Linked DNA regions of Homo sapiens: region 1 is linked to region 2. A link is a loop called in an ENCODE intact Hi-C map of the cell type or tissue named here. Cell type or tissue: B cell. All regions are shown on one strand. Each heading gives the region's core, and the rest is flanking DNA. Links, peaks and the distances in the headings are about the cores only.

The links. Peaks named below come from ENCODE experiments on the same cell type or tissue, not always from the same donor. Only the 100,000 strongest peaks of a DNase experiment are listed, where the experiment ranks them.
Region 1: a loop joins it to region 2, with 24 times the contacts of the local background. A loop is called at or near these places in 7 of 110 quality-filtered maps.

What each region holds. Positions count from the first base shown.
Region 1 is chr7:66,915,653-66,928,002 of GRCh38, forward strand. It overlaps TMEM248 (transmembrane protein 248), which reads left to right and starts at 5,573. Exons shown (of 7, transcript NM_017994.5): 1 at 5,573-5,809. RefSeq lists a silencer at 5,615-5,864. In B cell, for the core only: no CTCF peak of the experiment used is centred there; DNase peaks (open chromatin) are centred at 5,499 and 6,389; H3K4me3 peaks cover 2,430 bases; H3K27ac peaks cover 3,546 bases.
Region 2 is chr7:66,619,891-66,632,240 of GRCh38, forward strand. It overlaps KCTD7 (potassium channel tetramerization domain containing 7), which reads left to right and starts at 8,991. Exons shown (of 4, transcript NM_153033.5): 1 at 8,991-9,318. The coding sequence starts at 9,175. RefSeq lists silencers at 7,572-7,771, 8,782-9,351. In B cell, for the core only: no CTCF peak of the experiment used is centred there; DNase peaks (open chromatin) are centred at 7,511, 8,961, 10,001 and 11,987; H3K4me3 peaks cover 3,736 bases; H3K27ac peaks cover 4,543 bases.

The DNA.
Region 1 (12,350 bases), core at 1,421-9,420, 290 kb after region 2:
CCAGGTCTCTGATACAGTTTCAGACGTACTATGTGAATTGGCTTGGGTAATGGTAAAGGCTCTCATTTTTGCATGTCCAATTGGAGAAAGATGTACATGTCATTCCTTATTTCATTTTACTCAGCAGGGAAAGAAGTTTCCATTCAGACATTATTATCCATACCCTTATTAGCATTCAGGTAAAGGAGACACTGTCACAATATACATTATACATTTTTTAAAAATGACACATTCCAACTTTGAACCAGACTTTACCTTTGATCCCTATCACAGTGGCTTCCCCATACAGCCCTGAATCAATTCTGCGGCCCTTAAGCTCATTAGTAGGCCTAGGCAATACTCTCCACTGTGTTCCTGTCAAGGTAAACTTGAAAGAGTTTCTTCTCAATCTTGACCATTTCCCACACATGTTTGTGAAAGGCCTCAGGAACCCCACTGGGAGCTGGATCACGAGGTTCAGTCCTTCTTGTCGATCTTCTTTCACTATTACCACATTGATTCTTTTTTTGATAAGGAATGTCACTTACTTTTTTATTTTATTATTATTATTATTATTATTATTATTATTATTATTATTATTATTATTATTTTAGATGGCGTTTCACTCTATCACCCAGGCTGGAGTGCAGTGGCCTGATCTCGGCTCACTGCAACCTCCACCTCCTGGGTTCAAGCGATTCTCCTGCCTTAGCCTCCCAAGTAGCTGGGATTACAGGCGCCCGCCGCCATGTCTGGCTCATTTTTGAATTTGTAGTAGAGATAGGGTTTCACCATGTTGGCCAGGCTGGTCTCGAACTCTTGACCTCAAGTGATCCTCCGGCCTCAGCTTCCCAAATTGCTGAGATTACAGGCATGAGCCACCATGCTCTGCCTAATTTTTTAATTTTGAAACCATCTCAATGTTAAATAAAAATTTGCAAGTATGGAACAAGGGACTACTGACTTAATAGTAAAAGTGGGGGATGGATGCGATGGCTCACACCTGTAATCCTAGCACTTTGGGAGGCTGAGGTGGGAGGATTGCTTGAGCCTGGGAGTTTGAGACCAGCCTGGGCAATGGACAGTTTCTACAAAGCATAAAATAAAGAGATTAGCTGGAAGTGGTAGCACGCATCTGTAGTCCCAGCTACTTGGGAGGCTGAGACAGGAGGATTGCTTGAACCCGACAGGTTGAGGCTGCACTGAGCTATGATTGTGCCACTGCACTCCAACCTGGGCAACAGAACAAGACCCTGTCTCAAAATGAATAAATAAAAAAACCCAAACAAACATGGGTATTTTGGCATTCAATGCTGTAGGTTCATTGGAAGAATTTTCTTTCTGAAACTTCTCTAAGCCTCAGAACTGTATATGCTAAGGAGTTTGAGGAGACTTCACGGTGGGAACCCCAGATTCCTAGAAAATTATCTCAAAGTTTTGTAGGCTCTTTGTCAATTTCCTTCTTTTTCATGCCATTTAAAAATTAACTGTCTAAGGATTTCCACATGATTAGAGCCTATATTTTTATCCCTTTTCTTGTTTTGGTTTTATTTCTTTTGTAAAGCCTTAACCTTAAAAAAAAGTTTGTTTAGATCTAATTAACATACATACAATTAACTCAATTAAAAGTGTACACTTCAGTGGTTTTTAGTTTAATCACAGAATTGTGCAACCATCATCATAATTTTTTTTTTCTTGAGACAGAGTCTTGCTCTGTCGCCCAGGCTGGAGTGCAATGGCACGATCTTGGCTCACTGCAATATCCGCCTCCCAGGTTCAAGTGATTCTCGTGCCTCAGTCTCTCGAGTAACTGGGATTACAGGCAGGCACCACAACGCCTGGCTATTTTTTGTATTTTTAACACAGATGGAGTTTCACCATGTTGGCCAGGCTGGTGTCAAATTCCTGACCTCAAGTGATCCACCAGCCTCAGCCTCGCAAAGTAGTGGGATTACAGGCATGAGCCACTGCGCACTGCCTGTTTTTGAATATTTTCATCACTCCCAAAAGAAACTCCCTGGCTATTACCACCTCCCAATTGCCTCTTACCCACCCTAGGCAACCCAACCACCAATCTGCTTTCTGTTCCATAAATGTGTCTATTCTGGACATTTCATAGACACGCAATCATCCAATACAGGGCCTTTTGTGACTGGCTTCTTTCACTTGGCATAATGTGTTCAACATTCATCTATGCTGTAGTATGCATTATTTCTTCATTCCTTTTCATGGCTGAATACCATTCTGCTTGTGAATTTGCTACATTTTGTTTTTCCATTAATCAGTTGATGAACATTTGAGTTGCTTCCACTTTTTGGCTATTATGATGCTGCTATAAACACTCCTGTACAACTTTTTGTTTGGAATTTTTGTTTGCAATTCTCTTGGATCTCCAGGAGTGGAATTGTGAGGTCAAATGGTAACTTTTATTTTTTTTGGCGACAAGGTCTGGCTCTGTCGCCCAGGCTGAAGTGCAGTGGCGTGATCTCAGCTCACTGCAACCTCTGCTTCCTGGGTTCAAGCCACTCATCTCAGCCTCCCAAGTAGCTGGGATTACAGGCACCGGCCACCAAACCCGGTTAATTTTTTGTATTTTTAGTAGAGACGGGGTTTCGCCATGTTGGCAAGGCTGGTCTCAAACTCCTGACCTCAAGTGATCCACCCACCTTGGGCTCCCAAAGTGCTGGGATTAAAGGCGTGAGCCACCACATGTGGCCAGTAACTTTTTATTTTTTTAAATAAAGCCATATGTCTTAGAACTTGTTCATTTATTTATGAGATGGGGTTTGCTATGTTTTCCAGAATGGTTTTTTTTTTTTTTTTTTTTAGACAGTCTCACTCTGTTGCCCAGGCTGGAGGGCAGTGGCGCAATCTCAGCTCACTGCAACCTCTGCCTCCCAGGTTCAAGTGATTCTCCTGCCTCAGCCTCCTGAGTAGCTGGGATTACAGGTGCCCACCACCATGCCCAGCTAATTTTTTTATTTTTATTTTTTAGTAGAGACAGGGTTTTACCATGTTGGCCAGGCTGGTCTTGAACTCCTGGGCTCAAGCGATCCTCCTGCCTCAGCCTCCCACTGTTGGGACTACAGGCGTGAGCCAACACACCTGGCTTCAAATGATAACTCTATGTTAAACTTTTTGAGAAATTGCCAGATTGTTGTTTAAAAGTGGCTGCACCATGTAATCTTTTTTTAAAAAAAGAATTTTACAATCCAGCTGGACATGGTAGCTCACACGTATAATCCCAGCTCTTTGGGAAGCTGAGTAAGGAGGATTGCTTAAGGCCAGAAGCTCAAAACCAGCTTGGGCAACACAGTGAGACCTTGTCTCTATTTAAAAAGGTTTCTTTTTTTTTTTTTTTTTTTTTACTGGACTCGGGCTCACACCTGTAATCCCAACAGTTTGGGAGGCCAAGGTGGGCAGATCACTTGAGGCCAGGAGTTCGTGACCAGCCTGACCAACATGGCAAAACACCTTCTCTACTAAAAATACAAAAATTAGCGGGGCGTGGTGGCATGCGCCTGTAATCCCAGCTACTCAGGAGGCTGAGGCAGGAGAATCGCTTGAACCCAGGAGGCAGAGGTTGCAGTGAGCCAAGATCGTGCCACTGCACTCCAGCCTGGGCGACAGAGCGAGACTCCATCTCAAAACAAAAACAAAAATTTTTTTTGAAATCCCATACAAGGCAGCTAGGATGAAAGGTTTGAGGTTGCCTTTTTTACATTCTCCTACGGTCTCAATCACTAAGTCATATATGGTGCCATTGGTGGTGGGGCTCCTTTAATTACATTATCAGTCCTAGCCTGGTAAGGGACATCTCATTAGGAAGTTTGGTTCCATCATTATATACACAATTCAATACTGCCTGCACTTGCAGATAATGTCACACCCATTACAACAAGGAAGATAATTCAAATGGTGCAAGATAACAAAAGAGGGCAAGAATCATGGAAATAAGAGGGTATTCAGTGAAGGAACTGAGCCATTGTGTTGAACATTACAGGCTTCACCTGATAAACTTTTGTTAAAGATGGCTGGGTGTGGTGGCTCATGCCTGTAATCCCAGCACTTTGGGAGGTGGAAGTGAGCGGATCACTTGAGCCCAGGAGTTTGAGACCAGCCTGAGCAATTTGGGGGAAACCCCATTTCTGTGAAAAATATGAAAATTAGCTGGGCACGATGGTGCACATCTGTGGTCCCAGCTACTCAGGAGGCTGAGACAGGAGGATCACTTCAGCTTGGGAGGCCGAGTCTGCAGTGAGCCATGATCATGCGACTGCACTCCAGCTTGGGTGACAGAGCAAGACCTTGTCTCAAAAGCAAGAACAACAAAACTTTATTACCTTTAAAGCACCCTGTACTCCTCCCCCATCCCATTCCCCTAACACTTAACATGAAGTTTATACATCTTTTTCTCATGCTTCATGTCAGTTCAAACAATTATGTATGCATCTCTAAACAATATGTTATGAACTTGCCTGTTTTGAATTTTACATAATGGAAATATGTAGCAGTGTACCATTTTGTGATTTGGTCCCTGCCAATATAGTCTGCAATTGACTACCATAATTGTGTGAGCTGTATTAAATAATTTTCACTGGTCTTTTGTACCCGATTAAACACGAAGATGGGCCAGGCGTGGCAGCTCACACCTGTAATCCCAGATCCTCCCGAGGTGGGAGGATCACTTGGGTCCAGTAGTTCGAGACCAGCTTGAGTAACATAGGGAGACCCTGTCTCTACAAAAACAAACCAAACCATGAATATATCAAAGTTGGTTTTTACATTTGACTGTATGGACATCTGCTTTTTCTCCCCAATTTTTAGTGAGTCATACTGCTGCTAAAAACATTGGTGTTGCTATGAGCATTATTTTGTCTACTTGTGCATAGGTGCAACTGTTTCTCCAGGGTAATATATTCTCAAGAGAGGATGTGTATATCTTTAAGTGTACTGCATAATGCCAAATTACTTTGCAAAGTGATTGTACAAAATTATACTTTAAAAATTTTCATTTTCATTTTATTTTATTTATAAATAGAGTCAGAGACTCCCTATGTTACCCAGGCTGGTCTGGAACTCCAGGACTCAAGCGATCCTCCTGCCTTGGCCTCCCAAAGTGCTGAGATTACAGGCCTGAGCCACCGCGCCTGGTCCAAAATTACATGTTTATCAGCAGTGATTAATATACAAGCACATCAACAGACACACGCATAGCACACACATGAGCATGCACACGTGTGCGCACTCCCTACACATCTACGCATGCACACACCCATACCATCACACACCACACACGCGCACACAGATGCACATACATGCACTCACTGCACACACCGTTGTACACGATGCACACTACAAGCCACATACACGCACTACGCACACACGCACACGCACAACACCAGACCGGCACACAGACCCATAAACGTCCATCACGCACTCCACGCACGTCCGCATGCACGCTACCCGTCCCGGAAGCGTGGTCTCCGCCGCCTGCCTCTGACGAAGCTTGTCCCGGCCGCGCCACCGTCGGACGCCCGGGGTCGGAGGTCACGGCGGCGTTGGAGGTGGCGTGGTTTTTTTTTTTTTTTTCACCCGGAAACCGCGGTTGCCGGAGCCCGAACTGAGGCGGCGGCGGGAGCCCGGTTGGCGTCTGGTCTTCGCGTCGGCCCCGCGGAGCCAGACGCTGCCCCCGGCGCGGGGAGAAGATGGTGCCTAGCGGCCTCGGGCCCGCCACGCGCCGCCACGAGTGAGCCCAGCGCGACCGCGGGCGTCCGCCGAGCAGCTGGCCCGGCTGGGCCCGGGGCGCGCAGCTGCCCGCCGGGGCGGGGTGAGCCGGGGCTGGAGGGCGGGCTGGGGTCGGGCCCAGTCGGGGCTGCCCGCGGGGCCGGGAGCGGGGAGCGTGCTGGTCGGGAGCGGCTCCTCCGCCGGCTTTTTTCACCGCTTCTCAGGGTGCAGACCCCGCCCCAACTGCTGGCGGGGGTCGCCCAGCATCGGCCGACCTCGGCCTGGTCCCCCCACACTGGGGTTTGCCCACTCGCGTCCCCCGAGCCAGGGTTCCCTGCCGGCCTTGGAGATGGCGGGACTTCCCACGTCTGGAGCCGAGGCCTGGATAATTCGGATTTGGCACGGGAAACATCTTGGTCGTTTGCCATTTTTCGGCTTTGGGGAGTGTTTGCGTTTCTTCTCCGTTTGGCAGTGAAACACATCTCAGAAAGGTGGGAGGGAGAGACTCACGTACGTCCACAAAGTTAAATGGCATAGTGGTGTTCCCTGTGTCAAGCTTGGTAAATATCCGGAATGGGGTGGATTCTTTCTTCATGTTTTTAATAAAATGAGGAGTGATCGCAAGGTAATCTAGAGGCATGTAGTTTCAGTTCCCTTGATGGGGACCATCAGAAATAAAACCAGGCTTGTTGTGCTGTTTTGAGTCGTTTGAACGCCGTACCCATCGGACAGCTGGTGAGGAGGCCTTTGTGGAAGAATCTGATGTCTGAGTTTAGTTCTCAACTAGCAGGTGACAGCCCTCACTGGCTGATGAATGGTGAGCTTCTCTGAAGCCTGCTTTGTAAAGATTGTGGCTTCCGCCTGAACTGCTTCTTTCCTGCCTCAAAGGTGAGCCGCTACGGGAGGGAATGGGAAGAAAAACTCCGAGACTGCTGATGAATATGTGATAAAGTGGTTTGTCTCGATAGCACCATCAGCTTGGGTCAGCTTAGGGTCTCAGCATGTGTATCTCATTTGTAGATGAGTGTTCCATCAGCGCTTGACCGATAAGGGTGTCCATCTACTTCCTCTTTTCATCTAGGGATTCTGACAGGAAATAGACCTGTCGCGCACCTAAGGTATACTTAGGTGTGCATTGACCCTAAGTGCATTTACTCTCTAGGATTAAGGATTTGGAGTTTCAACTTGTAGTGAAGATTCTGGGAGAATTCCTGTGGCCTGAATCAGGTGGACTGGAATCACTGCTAGCACCGGAGTCTCAATGCTAAAATCACCAAAGGCTAGTTAACTGGCACCTTCTCCGTTTAGGCTCTAGCTGCATCTGTGGCAAGGAGGAAAGGTAGATTATATATATATATGTTTTTGAGACAGAGTCTCACTCTTGTCGCCCAGGCTGGAGTGCAGTGGTGCGATCTCTGCTCACTGCAACCTCTGCCTCCCAGGTCCAAGCAATCCTCCTGCCTCAGCCTCCCTAGTAGCTGGGATTACAGGTGCCCGCCACCATGCCCAGCTAATTTTTGTATTTTTAGTAGAGACAAGGTTTCACCATGTTGGCCAGGCTGGTCTTGAACTCCTGACCTCAGGTGATCCATCCTCCTCGGCCTCCCAAAGTTCTGGAATTATAGGCGTGAACCACCCGCACCTGGCATAAGTGCGAATATATTAATAGTTTCTGCCTGTAAGGAATGTACTTAGAGGAAGCAATAGGCTAGAAAATGTGGCAGGACTGAATTGCCATAGTGGTATACCAACTGTTCAGGATTTTGTTATGGTTAGGATCAGAAACTAACTTTTTTTTTTTTCTTGAGGCGGAGTCTTGCTCTGTTGCCTAGGCTGGAGTGCAGTGGCGCGAAGTTAGCTCACTGCAACCTCTGCCTCTCAGGTTCAAGCGATTTTTCTGCCTCAGCTGCCTGAGTAGCTGGGATTACAGTTGCCTGCCACCACGCCTGGCTAATTTTTGTATTTTTGGTAGAGACGAGGTTTCATGTTGTTGGCCAGGCCTTGAACTCCTGACCTCAGGTGATCTGCCCACCTTGGCCTCCCAAAGTGCTGGAAGTATAGGTGTGAGCCACCTTGCTCAGCCCGAAACTCGTGAAGTAAACTTTGAGGTGGACCTAGAAAGATCAAGAGGATTTGGGCCATTCAGAATTAGCTGGGAAATGAAAAAACTAGGGCCAGTTGGTGGACAAGCACCCAGGCTAGGTAGCTGGACAATCAGTGCCTAGAAATATTGGCAGAGGCAGCTAGTTAAGGGTTAAATGCTTTTCTAAGAAAGATAAGCATAAGCTACCCAGTCTAGTTTCTCGTAGATTTCTGGGTTTTTTTGTTTTTGTTTTCTTTGAGATGGAGTCTTGCTCTGTTGCCCAGGTTGGAGTGCAGTGACGCAGTCGGCAACCTCTGCCTTCTGGGTTCAAGCGATTCCTCAGCCTCCTGAGTAGCTGGGACTACAGGTGCATGCCGCCACACCCAGCTAATTTGTGTATTTTTAATGGAGACAGGGTTTCACCATGTTGGCCAGGCTGGTCTCAAACCCTTGACGTCAAGTGATCCGCCTGCCTCAGCCTCCCAATGTGCTGGGATTACAGGCGTGAGCCACCAGGCCTGGCCTTTGGTTTCTAAAGAATTGTTTTCATTTAATGAGTTTGTCTTGTTCTGTAAGAGGCCGTTGGCATAAAACAATGCTTAACTTATTTTATTAAGGACAATGAAAAAGATGCTGATTGTCATTCCTGTCTGGTATTGACAATCAGGAAATTAAATTTGATGTCTGTGAGTTGTTTCAGTGCCTGTGTTCAGTTTGCAGGAGCACAGCTCTAGTCTGGTCTCTGCAGCTCTGGCTACAGCCAAAGGATAAATGGCAAGCCCTTCAGTCCTCTCCAGAGGGTTTTTAGTGAAATCTGGTCCATGTCACAGAGATGGTGTGTTTCCCTTGCCCAGTACTGAAGAACCTTTGAAGCCATTCACACAGGATGCCATGTAATTGCTCTAGATGATATGACTGATCTCAGGACCTCACTGGCCTCAGCCTTAGCCCTTATTTTATTTTATTTTATATATATTTTTTGAGACAGAGTCTTGCTCTGTCGTCCAGGCTAGAGTACAGTGGCGCGATCTCAGCTCACTGCAACCTCCGCCTTCCGGGTTCAAGCGATTCTCCTGCCTCAGCCTCTTGAGTAGCTGGGATTACAGATGCCCGCCACCATGCCTGGCTAATTTTTCTATTTTTAGTAGAGACAGGGTTTCATCATGTTGGTCAGGCTGGTCTCAAACTCCTGACCTCAGGTGGTCCGCCCACTGCGGCCTCCCAAAGTGCTGGGATTACAGGCATGAGCCACCACACCTGGCCTTATTTTTATTTATTTATTTATTTGAGATGGAGTCTCACCTTGTTGTCTGGGCTGGAGTGTAGTGGCATGACCTCGGTCACTGCAACCTTCGCCGCCCAGTTTCAAACGATTCTTCTGGCTCAGCCTCCCGTGTAGCTGGGACTACAGGCACGCACCACCACGCCTGGCTAATTTTTTTGTATTTTAGTAGAGATGGGGTTTCGCCATGTTGGTCAGGCTGGTTTTGAACTCCTGACCTCGTGATCCGCCCGCCTTGGCCTCTCAAAGTGCTGGGATTACAGGCGTGAGCCACCAGCCCCGGCCCTATTTTTTAATTAAAAAAAATAATTATTACGGGACAGAGTTTTGCTCTGTTGTCCTGGCTGGAGTGCTGTGGGTGATCATGGCTCACTGCACCCTCCTCCTCCTGGGCTCAAGTCATACTCCTGCCTCAGTCTCCTGAGTGGCTGGGAGCACAGATGTACACCACCACACCTGGCTAATTTTTTGATTTTTTGTAGAGGCAAGGTCTCACTCTGTTGCTCAGGCTGGTCTCAAACTCCTGGGCACAAGTGATCCTCCCATCTTGGCCTCCCAAAATGCTAGCATTAAAGGTGTGAGCCACCCAAAAATAACTGTATTAACTATATTTACCACACTGTGCAATATAACTCAAAAAAGAAAAAATATATTCCTTTTCTCTAACGGACTTTGTACCCTTTGACCATCATCTCCCTGTTCCCCACCCCCTGCTTCTGTAACCATAGTTCTGCTCTCTGCTGCAATGAGTTCCATTGTCTTCTAGATTCCACATATAAGTGGAATCCTATATTGTGCTTCTATGCCTGGCTTATTTCTCTTAGTATAACGTTCATCGCTTCTGTCCATGTTGTGGCAAATAGTGCTGCAGTGAACAGACATCTCTTTGACAATCTGATTTCAATTTGGGGTAGTATATATTCAGCAGTGGGATTGCTGGATCATGAAATAATTCTATTTGTAGTTTTTTCTTTTTTTTTTTTTTGGAGACAGAGTCTCGCTCTGTTGCCTGGATTCAAGCGATTCTCCTGCCTCAGCCTCCCGAGTAGCTGAGATTACAGGTGCACGCCACCACGCCACGCTAATTTTTTGTATTTTTAGTAGAGACAGGGTTTCACCATGTTGGTCAGGCTGGTCTTGAACTCCTGACCTCATAATCCACCCGCCTCAGCCTCCCAAAGTGCTGGGATTACAGACGTGAGCCACCACGCCCGGCCTATTTTTAGTTTTTAAAGGAATTTCTGTGCTGTTTTCCATCTTGGCTGTACTAATTTACATTCCCACAGTGCATGACGGCTCCCTTAGCTCCACATTCTCACCAGCATTTGTTTTTCTTTGATAAAAGTCATCCTGACAGGCGCGAGATGATATCTCATTGTGATTTTAATTTGCACTTCTCTAGTGATTGTGATATGTTGGCCAACTATATCTGTTGGCCATTTGTCGGTCTCTTGAGAAACATCTGTTCGTGTCCCTTGCCCATTTTTTAATCCCTAGGGATTTGGAGAAGCTACTTGCAAACCATACGTCTGAAAAGGGGTTAATATCCAAAATATATACAAAGCTCAAACAACTCAGTAGCAAGAAAACAAAAAATCCAATTGAAAAATGGGCAGCCAGGCACCGTGGCTTACGCCTGTAATGCCAGCACTTTGGGAGGCCAAGGCTGGTGGATTGCTTGAGGTCAGGAGTTCGAGACTAACCTGGCCAACATGGTGAAACCCTGTCTCTACTAAAAGTACAAGAATTAGCTGGGCGTGGTGGCACATGGTTGTAAGCATGCTTACAAGCTACTTCAGCTACTCAGGAGGCTGAAGCAGGAGAATCACTTGAACCTGGGATGTGGAGGTTGTGGTGAGCCGGGTTCGCACCACTGCAGTCCAGCCTGGGTGACAGAGCAAGACTCCATCTGAAACAAAAAAAAAAAAAAAGAAAAGAAAGAAAAATGGACAAAGAACCTTGGCCTTTCTTTAAAATGAAAAAACAGAAAGGAGGAAAGATAGAGGTTTTAGCAAATTGAATTTTCATTTAGATTGATTTCGAACATGGAAATCCTTAAGTTAACTTTCTCATGTACGAATCAAATACATTTGACAAGAGGTCTGTAGTGTTTTTTCTGCGTGTGATTACATACCTGAGTGTGATCCTGGGGAGTACATGACACAGCCTTCGAAACACTGCCGTTTGGACTTTTGTGTTGTTTGGTTACAAGTGCTGTTTTTCAAACATGTCCCAGTCTTACACACTGAGTTTGGTTACAGAAAGGTTTCATACTGAACTATTAGCTTTTGTTTGATCTTGGCATCCCTCATGACTTGTTTTCTTAAAAATTAAGCCCCAGATTATTAAATTTTAATATGGGAGTACTTTTAATTTTGGTGTTTAAGATGGTTGGCAATTATTTAAAAAACTAAAGAACAAAGATAAATTATTTTCCATCTTGAGACTGTAGTGAATTTTTTTAAGAAGCGGGGGGGTTGAACGTTACCATGGTTTTATATCATGATTTTGAAAATGGAACGATGCATTCATTAACAACCGTAAGTGAGGAGAAATAAACGGGAAGTCTGAGTTTTAGAAGTAAGTCTGGTTCCAGACATGTAATTATGTCAGCCTACATTCCTTTCCTTTTGTCTTTATGAGACTACTGATGTTGCCTAAACTACACGTTTAGCAACTAAAACTATGCTTTCTCTTGTAATTTCTTATTTGATCTTTTTTTTTTTTTTGAGACAAGGTTTCTCCCTGTCACCGAGGCTGGAGTGCAGTGGTGTGACCATAGCCGTGGCTCACAGTAGCCTTGAACTCTTGGACTCAACTGATCCTCCTGCCTTGCCCTCCCAATTAGCTGGGACTATAGGTGAAACCATGCCCAGCTAATTTTTTTTAATTTGGGTTTTGTTTTTTTTTTTTTTTAGGGACGGGGTCTCACTGTGTTGTCCAGGCTGGTCTCGAACTCCTGTGCTCAAGTGATCCTCTGACCTTGGCCTCCCAAAGTGTTGGGATTACAGGCATGAAACACCATGCCCAGTCTCTCTTTGGTTCCTTTTAAACGTGAGTTATTGTGAAAGTCTGTTCTACACTGTGAATTGTATCACATTAAGAAACAAGACACTATTGGCAGAAGACTGTGCCAGTCTTTGCTTCATACTCTTAACTGATGAATGAGTGCTGAGATGGGAGGAATCCTGCTAAAGAAATGGAAAATAGGCTGAGCACGGTAGCTCACACCTGTAATCCCAGCACTTTGGGAAGCCAAGGCAGGTGGATCACCTGAGG
Region 2 (12,350 bases), core at 4,194-12,193:
ACAATAACAGTCTGATCTCTCTTTCTTTTCCCCACATGATGGTGCCACTGTACTCCAGCCTGGAGGACAGCGGGAGATCCTGTCTCCAAAAATAAATAAATAAATAAATAAATGAGAAAGAAACATAATGATGAAAAAGCAACATGCAATATTATGCAAGACAACTATGGATTCTCAAACTAACTTCAAGGAACACTATTTTCTTTCTTTCTTTTTTTTTTTTTTGAGACGGAGTCTCGCTCTGTCACCCAGGCTGGAGTGCAGTGGCACGATCTCGGCTCACTGCAAGCTCCACCTCCCAGATTCACGCCATTCTCCTGCCTCAGCCTACGGAGTAGCTGGGACTACAGGCGCCCGCCACCACGCCCGGCTAATTTTTTGTATTTTTGGTAGAGACGGGTGTTTCACCATGTTAACCAGGATGGTCTTGATCTCCTGACCTCATGATCTGCCCACCTTGGCCTCCCAAAGTGCTGGGATTACAAGCATGAGCCACGGCACCCTGCTTCTTCTTTTTTTTGATATGAAGTCTCACTCTGTCACCCAGGCCGGAGTGCAGTGGCGCCATCTCAGCTCATTGCAACCTCTGCCTCCCGAGTTCAAGCGATTCTCCTGCCTCAGCCTCCTGAGTAGCTGGGACTACAGGTTCATGCCACCACGCCTGGCTAATTTTTTGTATTTTTTTGTAGTAGAGACGGGTTCACCATGTTGGCCAGGCTGGTCTCGAACTAGTGACCTTGCAATCCACCTCCTTCGGCCTCACAAAGTGTTGAGATTACAGGCATGAGCCACTTCAATATAATTATATTAATAATTTTATTAAATAAAATAAATAAAAATAGAAAACAGAATTCATCAAAAGCTTACATGTAGGCTGGGCATGGTGGCTTATGCCTGTATTCCCAGCACTTTGGAAGGTTAGGACAAAAGGATCACTTAAGGCCAGAAGTTCGAGACCAGCCTCAGCACCATAGTGGGACCCTGTCTCTACACAAAATTTTAAAACTTTAAAAATTGTCTGGGCATGGTGGTGCATGCCTATAGACCTAGGTCCTCGTGAGGCTAAAATAGGAGGATCACTTGAGCCCAGGAGTTTGAGGCTGCAGTGAGCTATGATCACACCACTGCACTCCAGCCTGGGCAACAGAGCGAGACCCTGTCTCAAAGAAAAAAAGACGAGCCTGGGCAACGTAGTGAGACTCCAACTCTATGAAAAATTTTAAAAATCAGCAGAACATGGTGGTGCACTCCGGTAATCCCAGCTACTTGGGAGGCTGATGTGGGGGAATCACTTGAGCTTGGGAGGTCGTGCCTGCAGTGAGCCATGTTCACACCACTGCACTCCAGCCTGGGTAACAGAGTGAGACCTTGTCTCAAAAAACAAAAACAAAAAAAAAAAGGAAAACAAAGACCGGGCGCGGTGGCTCACGCCAGTAATCCCAGCACTTTGGGAGTCTGAGGCGAGTGGATCACGAGGTAAGGAGTTCAAGACTAGCCTGGCCAAGATGGTGAAACCCCATCTCTACCAAAAAATACAAAAAATTAGCTGGGTACGGTGGCAGGCGCCTGTAATCCCAGCTACTTGGGAGGCTGAGGCAGGAGAATCACTTGAACTCGGAGGGCGGAGGTTGCAGTGAGCTGAGATTGTGCCACTGCACTCCAGCCTGGGCGACAGAGTGAGACTCTGTCTCAAAAAAAAAAAAAAAAAAAAAAAAAGGAAAGAAAAAGAAAGGAAAAAGAAAAGGCTGGGTGCGGTGGCTCATGCCTGTAATCCCAGTACTTTGGGAGGCCAAGGCGGATGGATCACAAGGTCAGGATAAGGAAGGAGGCTGGGCGGGAGGCTGAGGCGGGCGGATCACGAGGTCAGGAGATCGAGACCATCCTGGCTAATATGGTGAAACCCCGTCTCTACTAAAAATACAAAAAAAATTAGCCGGTCATGATGGCGGGCGCCTGTGGTCCCAGCTATTCAGGAGGCTCAGGCAGGAGAATGGCGTGAACCCGGGAGGCGGAGTTTGAAGTGAGCCGAAATCGCGTCACTGCACTCCAGCCTGGGCGACAGAGCGAGACTCCGTCTCAAAAAAAAAAAAAAAAAAAGATAAGGAAGGAGCCCACTACTACTCCTGCTGCCCTTCTCCCACGACATTGCCTAGTTCACAAAACGGGAGGAAAGAGAGAAAGCAAAAAGTTGGAAAGAAACAGAAGATAAGTAGCCAGACAACCTTGGCACCACCATCCGGCCCTAGGAATTAAAAAAAATAATAACTACTTGTGTTATCTGTAAATTCCACACATTGTATGAAAAAGCATTGCAAGACCTAGCTCCTCGGGAGGCTAAAATGGGAGGATCACTTGAGCCCAGGAGTTTGAGGCTGCAGTGAGCTATGATCACACCACTGCACTCCAGCCTGGGCAACAGAGTGAGACTCTGTTTTTAAAAAAACAACAAAAGGAAAAGAAGCCTACATGTAAAGAGCTTGAGTTGAGAGCACTTCAGGACCTGTGTCATCGTGCACAGTGAAGATATCTATGGTGACTAACGTGCATCCCAAACCAAAGAGCCCTCCCTGAATGCTTTGCTCTGGTTAATACTCCCAGGACGCTCACCACTTAAGACCCTTCCCACCAGCCCAGCATTATAGTATCCTGGGATTCCCTACCTCTATGATATTAATAACAGCAATTTATTCCTCTATATGCTAATAGCACTAATGAAATAGATGAGAAAAAAATCTATGGTCATTGGTAACTATTTGAGCTTGATCATAGCACAAACTTCTTTCACATATCAATTTATTGAGTTTCTACTATGCGCCAGGCATTGTACTAGACTGCGGAGATATTACAGAGATGAATAGAACAGCAAAATGGATGCTTCCATCTGTCTTTTTTTTTTTTTTTTTTTTTAGAGACAGAGTCTTGCTTTGTCACCCAGGAAGTGCAGTGGTGCGATCTCCACTCACTGCAACCTCTGCCTCTCAGGTCCAAGCAATTATCCAGCCTCAGCCTCCTGAATAGTTAGGATTACAGGCACCCACCACCATGCTCAGGTAATTTTTGTATTTTTAGTAGAGACGAGGTTTCGCCATGTTGGCCAGGCTGGTCTCGAACTCCTGACCTCAGGTGATCCGCCCGCTTTGGCCTCCCAAAGTGCTGGGGTTACAGGCATGAGCCACATGGCACCCATCCATCCATCCAGTCTTTTGACATCCATAAAGCTGGAGACCAACACTGGGACCTCTGCTACAGCCACAGCAAAAAAGAAAAGTCTTAACATATTCGTGTCCAAGCTTGCCTGCAGAAAGAGCAAAAAGTATATGGTCTTCAATCCGGTGTTCACATTTGCCCTCCAAATCTCCAGGGTATTGATCCGCTTGGTGAAGGCTGGGTCACCTGCAGAACCCAGAACACAAGGTACTCTGGGAAAAAGTAACTTTTAGATTTCAAGCTTCCAGCATTCAAGTGAGGCACACTTTAGGGAGGCCAGAAAAGAGATGAGAGGGCTGGGAGAGGTGGCTCACACCTGTAATCCCAGTACTTTGGGAGGCCGAGGCAGGTGGATCACTTGAGATCAGGAGTTGGAGACCAGCCTGGCCAACATGGTAAAACCCCGTCTCCATTAAAATACAAAAAAAATTTAGCCAGGCGTGGTGGTGTGCGCATGTAATTCCAGCTATTCGAGAGGCTGAGGCAGGAGAATCCCTTCAACCAGGGAGGCAGAGGTTGCAGTGAGTCGAGATTACACCACTATACTCCAGCATGGACAACAAAGTGACACTGTGTCTCAAAAAAAAAAAGAGATGAGAAAGCCAATCTGAACTATTGGCCACATTTACGAAGTGGACAATTGGAAGAAAAGTCCAAGCTAAGGAATAACAGTGGGTAATGAATGGGGGTGTATCAGCGACTGAGGGGGAGTTGAGAGCAGTAGGCCCTTAGCCAAGCTTTTATGCCAGGGGAGGCTGCTGGCAAAAAAACTTTTTTCTTTTCTTTTTTTTTTCTTGAGACGGGGTCTCACTCTGTCACCCAGTCTGGAGTGCAATGGCATGATCTCAGCTCACTGCAACCGCCACCTTCCTGGTCCAAGTGACGGTCCTGCCTCAGCCCCTTGAGTAGCTGGAACTACAGGCAGTCACCACCACACCTGGCTAATTTTTGATTTTTGTATTTTTATTAGAGACCAGGTTTCACCATGTTGGCCAGGTTGGTCTCTAACTTCTGATCTCAGGTGATCTGCCCGACTCTGCCTCCCAAAGTGCTGGGATTACAGGTGTGAGGTACCGTGTTCAGCCCCTTCTCATGGATTCTGCAGTGTTGGATTCTAGAATTAGTCACTGGCTTGCTTCCTTTCCCATTCTGCATATTCTCTCAAAGTGACTTCATCTGCTTTCTTGGTTTCAATTACCACCTGTATATAGTAAAGATTCCTAAATTTAAATTGCCAACCCAGAGTTTTCTCTTGAACTTCAAATTTTTATCCTACGTGAAACCGACAGTGCCTACTGATGTCCCCAGGGGCACCTCAAACTTACCATGTCCAAATCTAACATCATCTTCCCACCAAATATTTTCATCTGTCTTTATTTCCCTCAATTTTTCAATTTTTTTTTTGACAAAGTCTCACTCTGTCACCCAGCCTGGAGTGCAGTGGTGTGATCTCGGCTCACTGCAACCTCTGCTTCCTGGGTTCAACTGATTCTCATGCCCCAGCCTCCTGAGTAGCTAGGATTACAGGTGCCTGCCACCACGCCTGGCTAATTTTTGTATTTTAGTAGAGATAGGGTTTCACCATGTTGGCCAGGCTGGTCTCAAACTCCTGACCTCAGGTGATCCACCTGCCTCAGCCTCCCAAAGTGCTGGGAATACAGGTGTGAGCCACCACGCTTGGCTAGTTCCTTCAATTCTTTCAATTATTTGTCCCTTAGCCAAGAGGAATGAAGGGAGAAATATCAGTTGAGAGGGTGGAGTTAGAAGTTTGGCCTTCACTTGCTCTTTCATCCTTAAAAAGTGTTTTTTGGCCAGGCACAGTGGCTCACACCTGTAATCCCAGCACTTTGGGAGGCCTAGGTAGGTGGATCACCTGAGGTCACCTGAGTACAGGTGACCTGTACTCCCAGCTACCTGGGGGCTGAGGTGGGAGGATTCCTTGAGCCCAGCAGGCAGAGGTTGCAGTGAGCTGAGTTCACGCCACTGCACTCTAGCCTGGGTGACAGTGAGACCCTGCCTCAAAAAAAAAAAAAAAAAAATTGATGAGAGGGGAGAATGGGATCTGCAAAAAAGATAGAAATGAGATGGAGATCAGAGGAGAGCCAGAAGAGGGTTGTGAAATTCAAAGGAGTGAAGTGAAGTAGGGCTAGGTGAGGTGGCTCATGCCCGTAATCCCAGAACTTTGGGAGGCCGAGGAGGGCGGATCACCAGAGGTCAAGAGTTCAAGACCAGCCTGGACAACATGGTGAAACCCCATCTCTTCCAAAACTACAAAAATGTAGCCAGGCATAGTGGCACACATTGGTGGTCCAGCTACTTGGGAGGCTGAGGATGGAGGATCACTTGAACTCAGGGGGTGGAGTTGCAGTTAGCCAAGATCACACCACCACACTCCAGCCTGGGCAATAGAGTGAGACCCCATCTCAAAAAATAAAAACAAACAACAACAAAAAAACAAAGGAGTGAGAAAGGAGGTAGGACTGGACTCTGGAGGTGGAACTCAGACACCACAACAAATTGAAGACTAGCTAAAACAGGTCTGGGGTGGAAGCAGCTTTCCATAAGATACACACACAAGTGTGCATGGTCAGTTTACCATTGCCATAGCAACACTGCCCCTTTCCACAGCAGTGACCCAATGACCTGACCCTCAAGTTACCAACCTCATCCTAGAAATTGCTATGTAAACTGCCCCTCAATTTGCATATAATTAAAAGTTGGTATAAATATAAGTGCAGAACTGCCTCTGAGCTGCTACGCTGGGCACACTGCTTATGGGGTAGCCCTGCTCTGCAAGGTGCAGTATCTCTGCTGCTGCTGTACATTGCTGCTTCAATAAAAGTTGCTGTGTAGGCCAGGCGTGGTGGCTCATGCCTGTAATCCCAGCACTCTGGGAGGCCGATACGGGCAGATCACCTGAGGTCAGGAGATCAAGACCATCCTGGCTAACACGGTGAAACCCCGTCTCTACTAAAAAAAATACAAAAAATTAGCCGGGCGTGGAGGCGGGCGCCTGTAGTCCCAGCTACTCGGGAGGCTGAGGCAGGAGAATGGCGTGAACCCAGGAGGTGAAGGTTGCAGTGAGCCGAGATTGCGCCACTGCCCTCCAGCCTGGGCGACAGAGACTCTGTCTCAAAATAAATAAATAAATAAGATAAAAATAAAATAAAATTCCCTGACTGCTTAAACTACTTTTGGTTGCAGTTTCTTGGTACAGCTGAAACATCCCAATTGGCATAAGGATTGAAAGAGGAAATTTTGTTACAGGTATTTTTGAGAAAGACTAGAGTATAATGGAAGACAAGAGAGGGCCTCAAGGGGCCTCCTTTAGGGCAGTGTTACTCAAAGTGTGGTTCATGGACCAGCAGCATCATAATTATCCTGGGATTTGTTAGGAATGCAAATTACCAAGTGCTTCACCCAAGACTGATCAACTCAGATTCTCTGAGGGTGGGACTGGGGCTCTGTTTATTTTTTTATTTTAACTTTTTATGGATACATAATATTTTACATATGTATGGGATATCTGTGATATTTTGTTACGTGCATAGGATGTGTAATGATTAAGTCAGAGCATTAGTGGTATCCATCACTTTGGGAATTTACTCATGTGTTGGAAACAATTCAAGTCCTCTCTTCTAGATTTTTGTTATTGTTGTTGTTGAAACAGAGTCTCTGTCACCTAGGCACTGGAATGCAGTGGTGCAATCACAGCTCACTGCAGCTTCGACCTCCCTGGCTCGCATGATCCTCCTTGCTTTACCCTCCTAGTAGCTGGGACTACAGATGTGAGCCACCACACTCAGCTATATATATATTTTATTTTTTGTAGAGGCAGGGTCTAACTACGTTGTCCAGGCTGGTCTTGACCTCCTGGGCTCAAGGTATCCTCCCGCCTTGGCTTCCCAAAGTGTCTTCCAGCTATTTTGAAATATACAATCCATTGTTGTTAATTATAGTCACTACTCTGCTTTTGAACCATAGAACATAAACCTTTTTATCTAACTGTATGTCCTTCATTAACCTAAATCTCTTCATTTCTCACCCAACCGTTCCCAGCCTCTGGTTTCTTTCTACTCTCTAAATTTATGAGATCGATTTGTTTTAGCTGCCACAGATAAGAACATGCAATATTTATGTCTTTCTGTGCCTGGCTTATTTCACTTAACATAATGACGTCCATCCACGTTGCTGCAGATGACGTGATTTCATTCCTTTTCATCTGTGTTTAAACAAGGTCTCCCTCCAGGGATTTTGATGCAACTGAAGTTGGAGAAAACACAGACCTAGGACACTCCTGCAGCTGGGAGTGCGATGGTCTAACAGAGGAAGTGCTATGCCACCAGCTCATCTTTGCCATCCTGGAGCTGTCTAATCTACGACTCAGTTTTCTTTTCTGTCACTACACTGTGAGAATGAGATGAGGAACTGGGTGTGAAAACGGTTTGAAAAGGAGAAGCATGGTTGCACACGCCTGCGATCCCAGCACTTTGGGAGGCTGACGAGGGAGGACAGCTTGAGGCAAGGAGTTTGAGACCAGCCTGGGCAACATGACAAGACCCCATTTCTTAAAAAAAAAAAAAAAAAAAAATTTTTTTTTCTTTTTTGAGACGGAGTTTCGCTCTTGTTGCCCAGGTTGGAGTATAGTGGCCGTGATCTCGCCTCACTGCAATCTCCATCTCCTGGGTTCAAGCGATTCTCCTGCCTCAGCCTCCCTAGTAGCTGGGATTGCAGGTGTGCCACCATGCCTGGCTAATTTTGTATTTTTAGTAGAGATGAGGTTTCACCATGTTGGCCAGGCTGGTCTCAACTTCCTGACCTCAGGTGATCCACCCGCATCGCTTACCAAAGAGCCAGGATTACAGGCGTGAGCCACTGCGCCCGGCCAAAATTTTAAAAAATCAGCTGAGTGTGGTGGTGCGCGTCTGTGGTCCCAGCTACTCGGGAGGCTGGGGCGGGAGGATTGCTTGAGCCCAGGGGTTGCAATGAGCTATGATTGCGCCACTGCACTTCAGCCTGGGTAACAGAGTGAGACTTTGTCTTTTAAAGAAAGGAGAAAATGGCTTGAACGGGCTAAGAACCTTGACCCCCAGGAGACTCCCTGCGCTGATAGAGCCTCTAGGGCTGGACTCCGCCTCCCAGGGAGCCGGGAGCATCTTGGGGAAGGGCCTGTCTCCATCTGTGTGTCCCGGTGGAAAAACGGTCACGGTGGGGAGTCACTGTCATTATTCATTGAACTCAAGCGCTCCTATTTTGGGTTTTCTCGTTCGGATTTCTGCGCGAGCGAGTGAGGAAGAACTGGACACCCGGGCGGTGCCCTGCGGCTCGGGGCGGGGCCAGCCGCGGTGGCGTGTCCGCAGCCACCTCAGCCCTCCTCCCGCCACATCCTCCAGGAAAGGCTGCTCAGGCCTTCCATTGAGGAGACAAGGACCCGCTGCTCTGGGGCCAGACACACGAGTAAGTCGTGACCCCCTGTGTGAAGGGATAAGGCGTCTACCCTGACGCGGGTGAGAACCCTCTTCACGGCAGACTCCGACGCCCAGTTATGAGAGCGTAGCGGCGCACCACCGCCGGGTCTCTCGGAGAGGGCGCGCCCGCTGGCCAGAGGACCAATCAGTGCACGGCAGGCTCGCAGGCCGCCCCCCCCCCCCCCCCCCAACCCAGGGACCACTCAGGCGCCGGCCGCTGGCGCTGCCTGCTCTTCGACTGGGCGAGCTTCCTGCCAATCAGGGCGGAACCAGCGCGGCGTCGGCCAGTAGCGGGAGGCGGTCGGGTCAGGCCCCAGCTGGGCGCGAGCGGGTCGGCGTTGAGGGAGCCACCGCCCTCCCGCCTGCGCACTGCCTCTCGCCCCCCTCCGGCCAGCCCGCAGCCGGCCGCGTCATGCCAGGCGCTGCTCGGCGGTAGGGAGTGCCCGGGGCCGCCGCCTCCGCCCGCCCGAAGCCGCGCCCACTGCCCAGAGCCAGAGGGATGGTGGTAGTCACGGGGCGGGAGCCAGACAGCCGTCGTCAGGACGGTGCCATGTCCAGCTCTGACGCCGAAGACGACTTTCTGGAGCCGGCCACGCCGACGGCCACGCAGGCGGGGCACGCGCTGCCCCTGCTGCCACAGGAGGTACCCGGGCGGGCGGCGGGCCGCGGGGCGTGGGGAGGGGCGCGGGGGAGAAGCGGGCGCGGGGCATAGCGGTCCTCGGCGGGTGGGCGGGGCCGGGGTTGGGGGCGGGGCCCGCGGACTTGCGCCCCTCCCCCGCCCACCTGCAACTCCCCCGCCCACCTGCACCCCTACCCACCCACCTTCAACCCCTGTCAATTACACCCACTAGGTGTGCTTCCCCACCCCCTACACCCTCCGCCCAGTAGTCACTGGGGTGATTTACTCCCATCGCCATGTCCCACTTTTACCGAAGACAGGAGGGAGGGTGGGCCGTGGGAGGGGGACCCTGGAGCCCCGAGAGCTGATGGTGTGTCTGACCAGGCACCGTAGCTCGAGCCTGTAATCCCAACACATTGGGAGGGAGGATCGCTTGAGGGCAGGAGTTGGAGGCCAGCCTGGGCAACATAGCGAGGCCCCGTCCCTACTACGACTGGAAAAACAAAGGCATTTTGGGTTGGATGAATAAAAAAAAGAAAAGAAAAAGATGTCTTCTAGAGAATCCAACAGGATGCTGTAGTGGTTGCCCACACCTAGTCTCCAGCTACCTAAGGAACAAGGCAAGGAGCTGTCTGCACATAAGGGGCAGGCCAGTTCATAGATGTAGGCACGGTCACCTGGCATCCCATGGCTTTCACTCACAGGCTGCTGTGCTCTGGTGCACAGGGGCTTCCACGGGTCTTACTTAATGTGTGTGATACTATCATGTCAACACCTGAAATGACACTCAAGAGACGGGAGAAGATACCAGGCATGGTGGCTCACATCTGTAATCTCAGCAGTTTGGGATGCTGAGGTGGGAGGATTGCTTGATCCCAGCAGTTAGAGACTAGTCAGGGCAACAGTGAGACCCTGCCTCTACAAAAATGAAAATTAGCCAGGCTTGGTGGTGTGTGCCTGTAGTCCCAGGTGCTCAGGAAGGTGAGTTGGGAGGATTGCTTGAGCCCTGGAGGTTGAGGCTGCAGTGAGCTGTAATTGTGCCACTGTACTCCAGCCTGGGTGTGATAGAGTAAGACCGTACCTACAAACAAACAAAAACAAAAAAAGCAAGAGAAGGGAAACGATGCCAGGTGTGGTGGCTTACACTTGTAATCCCAGCACTTTGGGAGGTCAAGGCAGGAGGATGGTTTGAGGCCAGGAGTCTGGGACCAGCTTGGGCAACACAGACTCCATCTCTACAAATAAAAAATAAAGAGGAGGGAAGGTGAAGCATTACTGGACACCGAAGATGGCTTCTAGGAGGCAGGGACTAAGGTAGTGCCAGATCCAGGAGCATGTGGTATGCGGAGTCCCAGGACAATGGAGGCCCTCAACAATTGAGGCCCTCAACAGGCTGGGCTAGGTGATGCTCTTGGGAAGCAGATAGTGTTGTGCTGGGATTGCAAGCCCCATACACACAATGCCATGGGAAAATGAGCAAAAATCTAGAAGTAATCTCTGCAATTGGAAAAAAGTCATTAGTCACAGTGGTGCTATTTTTTTGTGCACTGTCATTGGGAAAATGATATGGTTTGAGGGAAAGAGCACAAGACCACAGATTGCAGACCAGGGCCCCACCACCAGTTCCCCCCACTGATGACATTGCCCCATGTGAGCTCCAAAACTGTTTCCGATGGCTTTTGTCCTCTCTGCTTCAATCCTCTCATCTCTAATATGGAGCAAGCACTTGGATTGGTATGAAGTATCTTTAGAAAAGGTTTAAAGAGCTCCAGAAATGTTAAGTATTATTATTCCAAAATGATATCTGAGCCCTTGATATACACATAAAATGGTTTTAGAGGACCTACAGAATAAGCGCAAGGCATTTTCATGTCCTGTGGGTGCAGAAGAGTAACAGTGCATACACACACGGAAGTGTAACTACCTGTCTATTTCTTTCATTCATTCGGTGAATTTTGGGTCTTTATTTGAGCCAGGCGCTGCACAAGGCCCTGGGTCAGCTTTATTTAATGTATTTGTACCCTATTTTATTTCACAAAGGATTTGAAAGCTGGGAAAGGTACTGTGTAGATAAGCAGACTTTCACTGGAGCAGGAGAGATGTAATATTGAAAAGGATGCATGGCTATAATCCCAGCACTTTGGGAGGCCAAGGCAGGAAGATCACTTGAGGTTAGGACTTTGAGACCAGCTTGGCCAACATGGTGAAACCCCATCTCTACTAAAAATACAAAAATTAGTTGGGTGTGGCCATGCCCACCTGTAGTCCCAGCTACTTTGGAGGCTGGGGCAGCAGAATCTCTTGAACCCGGGAGGCAGAGGTTGCAGTGAACCGAGATCGTGCCATTGCACTCCAGCCTGGGTGTTGCAATGAGATTCCGTCTCAAAAAAAAAAAAAAAAGATGCATAGGGATACAATTTGAATTGATCTGGAGGAAGTTTGTGGGAAGATTAAAGAGAACTTAAACTGACCTCATTTTTTCAAATGCAGTTTGGTAGAAACCACAAGCAGTGCAAAACAGGAAAAAAAAAAAAGCCTTGCATTTTAAGGGAAACCTCGAGCTTCTTAGGGCACATTTATACCATCATTTTCATGTTCCTCACTCAGCCCTTACCTCCAGAACCTTAGCTGGACCGGAAACCAGGCTCACTCTACAGATTAGGAGAGGAGTAGATGCCTGGAAGTATTCAACACACAACTACTGAGCTCTGCTGTGGGCAGCCCATGATTGGTGACCAAGATGCTTTCCCTGTCTTTGGGAAGCTTGGGGTCTAGTGGAGTGAATTGACAGAGGGAAATAATTGGCGATGTATCGTGCTAGGTGCTATTATAGAGGAGAATATGACACACGGTGAAGGCACAGTCGAAGAATGTGTCATTAACTCTGTCCTAGGGGCAGGTGAGGGACAGTAGACAGAAATGCTCACAGATGAGGGGAACTTGAATAGAAATTTCTAGAATGAGTAGATGCCACTAAACTGTATGGTGTGTTGGTGTGAATTAGAAAAAGGGCACATAGCAGGCCGGGCGTGGTGGCTCACGCCGGTAATCCCAGC